Linked DNA regions of Homo sapiens: regions 1 and 3 are each linked to region 2. The links are chromatin contacts, found by Hi-C or POLR2A ChIA-PET in ENCODE. All regions are on one chromosome and are shown on one strand. Each heading gives the region's core, a stretch centred on a gene start or an enhancer-like site at or near the end of the contact. The rest is flanking DNA. Distances are from core to core; before and after follow the strand shown. Region 1 has its middle 41 kb from the start of PAX5. Region 2 overlaps PAX5 (paired box 5). Region 3 overlaps PAX5 (paired box 5).

What was found. Hi-C counts contacts between places; a loop is a spot of excess contacts on that map. ChIA-PET counts read pairs that join two places held with the same protein, here RNA polymerase II (POLR2A). Pooled maps may share reads with other maps.
Region 1: a loop to region 2 is called in a map of Panc1, with 2.9 times the contacts of the local background. The contact joins two enhancer-like sites. A Hi-C loop is called at or near these places in 3 of 168 maps with a recorded cell type or tissue (Panc1, chondrocyte and transverse colon), 3 of 37 single-sample maps with no recorded cell type and 4 of 50 pooled maps. POLR2A ChIA-PET finds 5 or more read pairs at or near these places in 1 of 52 experiments (activated CD4-positive, alpha-beta T cell).
Region 3: a loop to region 2 is called in a map of left colon, with 4 times the contacts of the local background. The contact joins two enhancer-like sites. A Hi-C loop is called at or near these places in 4 of 168 maps with a recorded cell type or tissue (Caco-2, GM12878, endothelial cell of umbilical vein and 1 more), 9 of 37 single-sample maps with no recorded cell type and 8 of 50 pooled maps. POLR2A ChIA-PET finds 5 or more read pairs at or near these places in 3 of 52 experiments (A673, Panc1 and WTC11).

What each region holds. Positions count from the first base shown.
Region 1 is chr9:37,073,642-37,076,341 of GRCh38, reverse strand. No RefSeq gene overlaps it. Among named protein-coding and RNA genes, the nearest start is that of PAX5, 41 kb to the right of the region's middle. Within about 2 kb of position 1,366, at least 3 of the 41 ENCODE cell types and tissues checked have a DNase peak (open chromatin) inside an H3K27ac peak, as active enhancers do.
Region 2 is chr9:36,872,107-36,874,806 of GRCh38, reverse strand. All of the region lies in intron 8 of PAX5 (paired box 5), which reads left to right. Among named protein-coding and RNA genes, the nearest start is that of MIR4540, 9.1 kb to the right of the region's middle. Within about 2 kb of position 1,351, at least 2 of the 41 ENCODE cell types and tissues checked have a DNase peak (open chromatin) inside an H3K27ac peak, as active enhancers do.
Region 3 is chr9:37,008,977-37,011,676 of GRCh38, reverse strand. All of the region lies in intron 3 of PAX5 (paired box 5), which reads left to right. It overlaps LOC105376032 (a long non-coding RNA gene), which reads right to left. Exons shown (of 4, transcript NR_188579.1): 4 at 2,625-2,700. Among named protein-coding and RNA genes, the nearest start is that of PAX5, 24 kb to the left of the region's middle. RefSeq lists an enhancer at 32-101. Within about 2 kb of position 1,433, at least 2 of the 41 ENCODE cell types and tissues checked have a DNase peak (open chromatin) inside an H3K27ac peak, as active enhancers do.

The DNA of each region.
Region 1 (2,700 bases), core at 117-2,616, 200 kb before region 2:
TACTCTGCGGCAGTTTTGGGTCTTCAGGGAAACTTTCCACCTCAGCCTCTCTCCACATACACAGCATTTCTCTTTCTAATTGAAGCTGTCTCTACTCCCCATTTCTCCTTTTTTTCTTTTCTTTTCTTTTCTTTTTTTTTTTTTTTTCGACACAGTATCTCACTCTGTCACTCAGGCTGGAGTGCAGTGGTGTAAACACAGCTCACTGGCACCTCAACCTCCTGGGCTCAAGAGATCTTCCCACCTGAGCCTCCCAGGAAGCTGGGACTACAGGCGTGCATCACCACACTGCACCTGGCTAATTTAAAACTATAAACATTTTGTAGAGATGGGATCTCGCCGTGTTAACCAGGCTGGTCTTGAATTCCTGTCTCAAGCAGTCCTCCCGCCTCAGTGTGAACCACAGTGCCCAGCCCCTACTTCTTGAAATCATGGGTGACAGCATGCACAAATATCCTGAAGTCTTTCTTACAGAGTATTTTCTAAAGAGACCAACATTTATTTGAGAAGGGAAGCACCTGTTCTTCCCACGGCAGTGGTAGTAGGACAACAATGCGCAGCTGAATTGGGATGAGGGGCCAGGACAAAGCAGAAATCTGCTGCAGAGAGCAGGAAAGATATTCTGTAGCAGGATCTGGGCAAGCGGCACTCATCCATATCCTTTGCATTGCAAAGAGAGGAGCTACCTCCTTCCTTTTTATTTTCCAGTTTATTGGTGGCTCCTAGAACCTCTGAGAACTAACTGATTTTGACCTCTTAACAGTTGCCTTTCAACTACCATTCATTTACTGCAAGCCTACTGTGTAACAGGCCCTTGCTAACCACTTCAGATATATTGTCTCTTGTCCAGCTTCAAGTGACTCTCTTAGGGAGGGATTAGCCTCACCTCACTAGTATGGAAATGGAGACTTGGAGTAATCAAGTGACTTGCTCTGAATTACACAGCTGGGAAGTGGTGAAGCTGGAATTCAACTCAAGTTATGTCTAGATCTAAAACTCATGCTCTTTTCTATGCTCAAAGCTGCATATCAAAACTGAACTTTAGCATGGAGTCTATGATGACTGGCTCATGTCTCTCCACCCAGCACCTAGCCCAAGGCCAAGCACAGAGAAGGCTCACAGTGGACACTTTTGGAATGAGTAGATTTTTTATGGAATGGTTGGTAAATGAAGGCCTGGGCACGGTGTGAACAGTGTTGTGGGACAGCAGAGGAGGGGGTAGTGGCTGATTAGGGGACGTGGAGAAGCCTCTGCAGAGGAACAGAAATGAGTGAGGCCTGGAGAAATAAGTAGTCAGACAAAGACGGACAATTCAGCATTCTCACAGCAAAGACCACTAACAGGCAATTCACAGAACAGGAAACCCAAAGGCCGTGAATAGGTGCTCTGCATCACTAACAGTCAGAAAAATGCAAATTATCTCATGCACAGTAGATGAGAATACAAACTGGAAAAGTGTGTTAGGAGAGCTATTTAATAGCATCTATCACAATTATAAATGAGGTATGTTCTTAAATGTGTGTACAAACATTGTGATAGAAAAAATGGAAATATTCATTAGTAGGGAACAAACTAAACAAGAACACATTTATACCATTTAAAAATATTATGCCACGTTTGGCTGGGCACAGTGGCTCACACCTGTAATCCTAACACTTTGGGAGGCTGAGGAGGGCAGATTGCCTGAGCCCAGGAGTTTGAGACAAGCCTGGGCAACATAGCCAGAGGCAGTCTCTAGGGGAAAAAAAAAAATATATATATATATATATGTGTATATATATATATATATATATATATATATGCACACACATATGTGGCATATGTATATATATGTATATATATGTATATATATGTGTGTGTATATATATATACACATATGTGGCATATATATACATATATATATGCCATTTTTAAAAGAATAAAGGGAATCTGCATGCACTGACATGGAAAGATTGCCAAAGACGTACACTTAAATGAAAAAAGGTAAATTGCAGAGCAGTAAGGATATAGTGTTCTCATTTTATTATGTTTTTAAAGGGTACAAGTGTGCCTGTGTATAGATATGTGTGTATATAAGTGCATAGACAAAATACTAGATGAATACCAATCGTTAACAGTGGTTATTTACCTCTTAGGAGGGGAGTAGGAATGGAGGAGATTGAAGAATGACTTTCACTTTAAAAAGTGAGATGTGATTCATTGAGAAAAACAGCACATTACTTCTATGGCATTCACATCAAAAGTGCGTAACTTGAATATAACCATGAGGTACACTCTAAAAATACTGGACTTATCTCTTCAAAACTGTCAGTGGCAGGAAATGCAAAGAAAGACCGAGGAACTGTACCGCATTAAAGGAACAATTGGCAACATCCAGATCTAGGTTAGAGGACAGTACTGCATTAACATTATTTCCCCAATTTTTATATTTACATTGTGGTTATGTAAGAGAATGTCTTGGTTTTATTTTTCAGGTCGAGCACACTGAACTACCTGGAGTAAAGGGGCATCATGTCTGAAACTGATGCTTAAGTGGCTCAGAAAAAAAATTCTGGGAGCTAGAGGGAGAGAGAGACAGAGGAGTGTGGTAAAAAGTTAACATTTTGGGGATCTGCGTAAAGGTATATGAGGATTCTTTGTACAGATTTTGCAATTTTTCTCCAAATGTGAAATTATGTCAAAATATAAAATTAAAAGACA
Region 2 (2,700 bases), core at 102-2,601:
GCTAACGCTCAAATCAAGAGCTCTCCAGCAGAGCTCATACCTCCTGGAGCCTGTGGATCAATGGGAAAGCCAACTAGAGAAGAATCCAGTCAGAAATGAGAGCACTGCCAAGTAGGAGTCAGGCAGTCTCCGAATACAGTGGGTCTGCAGAAAACAGAGAGGCAGCTGTGGTTGGTGCAACTGAGAAAGGCATTCTGGCAAAGGTGGCCCTGGAGCTGGGCTGGGAACCATGTGTGCTTGGCTATCTGGAGAGGAGGATGGGGGCTTTGCGGTAGGGCAGAAGGCTAAGCCTAGTGGCTGGTGTGGGTTCCCAGGGGTGGGAGTCCAGCCCAGGCCAGGCAAGTAGGATTGGCAGGGAGGGGAGCCTGTTGAGTGGAGGCTGATGGCCAGCAAGGTTAGGATCTGAGCTTGGCAACTTTTGGAGGCCAAGCAGACATGCAGATGAGGCCTTCTGCAGACAGGTGCATGAACCCCAGGAGCATGGGGCGAGGGCCAGTCCAGACAGAAATATGCAGATGCCCCAAGAGAAGCGAAGGGTGCTTTGGCAAGAATGTGGCTTCACCATTATTAGCAGTGTGACCACAGAGGAGCTCTGTGACTTCTCGGAGCCTGCCTTGCTACTGTTTGAAACGATGGTTGTGTAGTTACGGAGACACCGCCTGTGTGAGATAGGAAGGGTATTGAGGTTCTGGAGCGGGGAGGAGAAGGTTTCTTTTGTGGTCTGGCAAGCCCACCCCTGATTCTGCGTCTTGCCTGCCCTACAGGCCTGCTCTGTGCAAAGCATGCAGGCTTAGGGGTGGGGGCCGCAGTACCAGGCAGCATCCTGGCCCAGCTCAGCCAGGACCTCTGTGCCATCTGACATGTCATTTCCACTCTCTGGGTCTGGTTAAGCATGTGAAACAGGGAGAAAATATATACTGCCCAGTTCCATAGGCATGGCCGGGAGTAGTGAACAGGATTCAGAGGGCCACCTTTTCCAGCCTTGTATCAAGAACCTTTCCTATGATTAGTACTGAAGACATTGGAATGGGCAGACTTGGGAGGGTCCAGCGGACACTGGTGAGAACTTGGTGGTGGGGATTTGAGCATCAGATGGAGAGAGGACCAGTGCTCTCCAGGCACCTCCGTGACCTAAGCATCAGGCTCAGGGAGCGTTTGCTCAGGGAAAGAACAGCCTTTGTTCTTAACACTAACTTCCCTTGACCCCTGACTTTCTTTCTAAGCTCCTTGCTGGGGCTCCTGGTAGCTCTCTGGCCTGGGCACGCCACCCCTTTGCCAACCTGGCCCTGGCCTCTGGGGTGCACACCTGTTGCTCGTTCCTGACTCTTTGCTGCCCTCTGGTGGCCTCCAGTCACTCTGCCACAGCAGGAACACAGACTTGACCCTGGGGAATCCTAGACACAGCTACGATGAAATGCAGGTGGCCATTCACTTGTTCATTCATTCATTCTCCATACATTTCCTAAGAGACCCTTGGTGCCAATTGTGGGCTAGGGGTGGAGCTGCCGACACAGCCCCTGCCCTCAGGGAGCTCACAGTCTAGTTGGAGAGATGGATATAAAAAAATCCTGATGTGCTAATGTTAAGAGCTAAGACCTAGGAATCTATAAAGTGTGGGGAAATGCAGGTGAGGGGGACCACTGAGTCTGCTGAGGCAATGGGGTGGAGTGGGAGAAATCAGGGAAGACTTCTCAAAGGAGGTCATTTGAGCTGGACCTTGAAGAGTGAGTTTGCCAGTCTGTGAAGCTGGAGGGATATTGTTGGGTAAGGGACCAGTGCGTGAGAAGCCCCAGGGGAACCAGAGAACATGGGCATCAGGGAGGGAGCTGGGAGTGACCAAAGCCTTGTGGGGCTGGTGGGAGATGAGCTGGAAGGGAAGGCTGGATCTAGGGAAGAAGGGTCCCAGTCACACCCACACCTCAGCCCTGGAAACCTCTGGGCATGAGGCTGAGCATCCAATAGCCTTGCAGAGGGCAGGCTCTGCCCAGGCAGATGTGGAGAGCCAGGGTTGCCTGTTGCCTGTGCCCTCATAGGGTGGGGGGACGAGGGGTCTAGAATGAGGTGGTCTGGACAGTCTATGTGACTAAAGCTCCAGGAACCCTGCACGGAAGTGATGCTGGGAGTGAGGAGAAACTGATACACACATGTAGGCTTTCTCAGCTCTTGCCTGCATTTGGGAAGAAAAGAATTACAAAAGCCTCAGAGATGGAAAGGACTCTGGGGACATGAAGGTCCTACTTGAATTTAGGAGACCTAGGTTCTGATTCTAGCTGCCAGATACTCACAGCATGACCTTGAGACATGACCTTGGGACTCCCTGCTCTCTCTTAAAGCAGGAGGCAGGGCCTGGGGAGGCTGGGCTGAATGCACCCCAGGGGGTTTTCTGCTCCTGCCATTCAAGGTTTCTAAGTCAGTGATGTTTATCCCTGCTCATAACAGCTCCTGACCGAACTGGAGGGCTCCCTAAGCCCTGCCACCTCTGTTCTAAGCAAGCAGAAAGTGCTTCCAAGTTCCCTTCAGATCTGGGGCTGTGAATAATAAGACAGTGGCCCTGGGCTGTCATGTATAATCTGGTAATCACTTCCAAGGGCTGGACTGAAGGAGAAGAGCCTGAGGACTTGTTAACCTTACACACTGCTCCCATGTCTCGATCGGGAAGGCCCAGAAACTGCTGGGGCAGGCCAGGGCTGGCTTTTGGGG
Region 3 (2,700 bases), core at 184-2,683, 140 kb before region 2:
ACTAGTTCTGTTAGGCTTGTGGGGGATTTCCTGGGACACAGATCACCTTGTTCATTTGACTTCTTATGGACAAACGTGCTGGGAGGCTGCACAACCTGCAGGGATCGCTGGATCCAGTCTGAGTGTCCATTGGAGGTGGCCATCCCAAAGCTGACCCAAACGGTGGGTTGAATGGGGTCTTCCTTCTTCTATTCCAGCACCGTGGCCAAGGGGTGGGGAGTACAAGTGGCACTCCCAGCTTAGAGGGGCAGCTCTATTTAGTACCAACTGGTTGGGTCATGTGAGAACGTGAGGCCAGTATTGTTGGGTGTTCTGATTTTTCAAGAGAAGCTAGAATTCAGATATTTATGAAAAATCTCCCAACTTAAAAATATTAGCAACTAAGTCAAATAAAAACAAATATACTGTGCAGGCTAACAAAACTTGTCCCGGGCTGGAGGTGGCCCTGGGGAAGATGTTTTGTTAGTTCTGCTCTTAATTCTAATTTTGGTAGCAGGCCTTCTGAGATTGTTTATCCATTTCCTCTTTCTTTTTTTTTTTTTTTTTTTGTTTTTTTGAGACAGGGTCTCACTCTGTCACCCAGGCTGGAGTGCAGAGGCACAATCATGGTTCACTGCAACCTTGATCTCCCAGGCTCGGGTGATCTTCCCACCTCAGCTTCCCAAGTAGCTAGGACTACAGGTGCCACCACCATGCCTGGCTAATTTTTTGCATTTTTTGTAGAGATAGGGTTTCATCGTGTTGCCCAGGGTGGTCTCGAACTCCTGGACTCAAGTGATCCACTCACATCGACCTCTATCTGTGTCCTCTTTCTTCTCCACAACAGTCACAGGCCTGGGTGCCACCTGTGGGGCCCCTTGCAGCTTGGCACAGTTGGACCCCTGGGTTTTGAATTCTCGGCATAGCTGATGGCCCAAGCTTCTTACTGCACTGATGGCAGTTTGATCAGTGCCATAGATGTGGGTGTTTCTTCAGCCTTATCTTCCTGTTTCCTTTTTCAAGGCACCATGATTTTCTCTTTCACTGTAATTTTGTGAGGACTGGTGGTGGGGCGGGGGGCGTGGGATGATGGTGAGAAGCCTAGCCTTTCAAAGAAGGAAGAGTGATGTTTCCATGGGATCCTTAAATGCCACAAAGTCCCTCAGAGTTTTAAACCTCAAATTCTAAGTGGGTTTGAAATCCAAATAGCTTTTATGCCTCACATAGGAAGTATTTAGCAGAGGGACCGCGCTTCCTTTGAATGTGGCTTAAAGTAAAGTGCTGGGGCATGGGGGCTGGGAGTCTGGGCTGACTCGCTGTGCAATTCTGGGCAAGTCATTTGAGCATCTTGGGTTTTAGTTTCCTTATTCATAGGAAGAGTTTGATGCTGAGCTCCTTTCTCTGTTGGAACGTCTAGTGTGCTCTGCAGTACGGCAGCCAGGGTCCTGCTCACGCTCAGCAGGTAAGGGACGGGCAATTTGGTGTGACTGCCAACTCAGCCCAACTGTCCCTGGCTTAGAAAAGGTCCTGAGTGTGTTCTTATTGGATGAGTCTTGACAGCCTGTCATATTTAAAATTTAAAATTTGTTTAGAGTTGTTATGATTCAATTACAGTCTTGTTCTTCCCACTACAGTTTCTTCTCAGTGTAAGCTGATGCTCTTTGTTTTTACTTGGTGACTGCTAAAGGCAGATGAGCAAAATCTCTCACCCCTGGGGGCAGCTTCAGAGGCTTGCCTATAACTCTGAGATCCCCCTTTATAAAGGACAACCCTGATGCATTCTTAAAACAGTGTGAGAGTGGCTACCTTCCCCTCCCCAGCTTCCAAGGGGGCCACTTGTGCTTTATTATTATTATTATTTTTAATTTTTATGGGTGCATAGTAGGCATATATATATATATTTATGAGTACATGAGATATTTTGGTACAGGTATGCAATGAGTAATAACCCACCATGAAAAATGGGGTATGCATCCCCTCAAACATTTATTCTTTGTGTTACAAACAACCCAATTACACTCTTTTAGTTATTTTTAAATGTACAGTTAAATTATTACTAACTATAGTATCCTCATTGTGCTATCAAATACTAGGTCTTATTCATTCTTTCTATTTTTTTGCACCCATTGAGCATCTTTACTCCCCCACCGCCCTCGCCTTGTGCTTTTTAAAGCAAATGTGAAAAATATGAATATTTTAAGACGGAAGCTAGTCATTAATCTTTACAAAGACACCACTGAAAATAACATCTTACATTTAAGGAGCACCTAGTATGTAGCTACCACTGTTTTAAGTAATTCATTAATTTAATCCTAATAGTAATCCTATGAGATAGAAATGATTCTTAGTCCCATTTGCAGATGAAGAGACTGAGGCATAGAGAGGTTAAGTAATTTACCCAAGGTCATGTAGCTGGTAAATTGTAAGAGGGATGGGATTCAAACTCTAGTGGTCTAGTTCCAGAGCCTGTACACTGTGCTACTGCAGCCTCTTAATGATTTATAACAATTGATAATGCTTTCCCAGTGATATTTATAACTATTTTAAAAGAAAATGAGGAAAACATAATTTTCTTTGCTTTTTTACATACAAATTTAATAGTCAGACAATGATTTGAAAAGTAAGGATTTTAAGCTGAACTACAGTGACTTTTTTGCCATATATTTATTTGTAACTATATTTATGTCTGGTATATCCATATATTGACATATCCAGCAATAT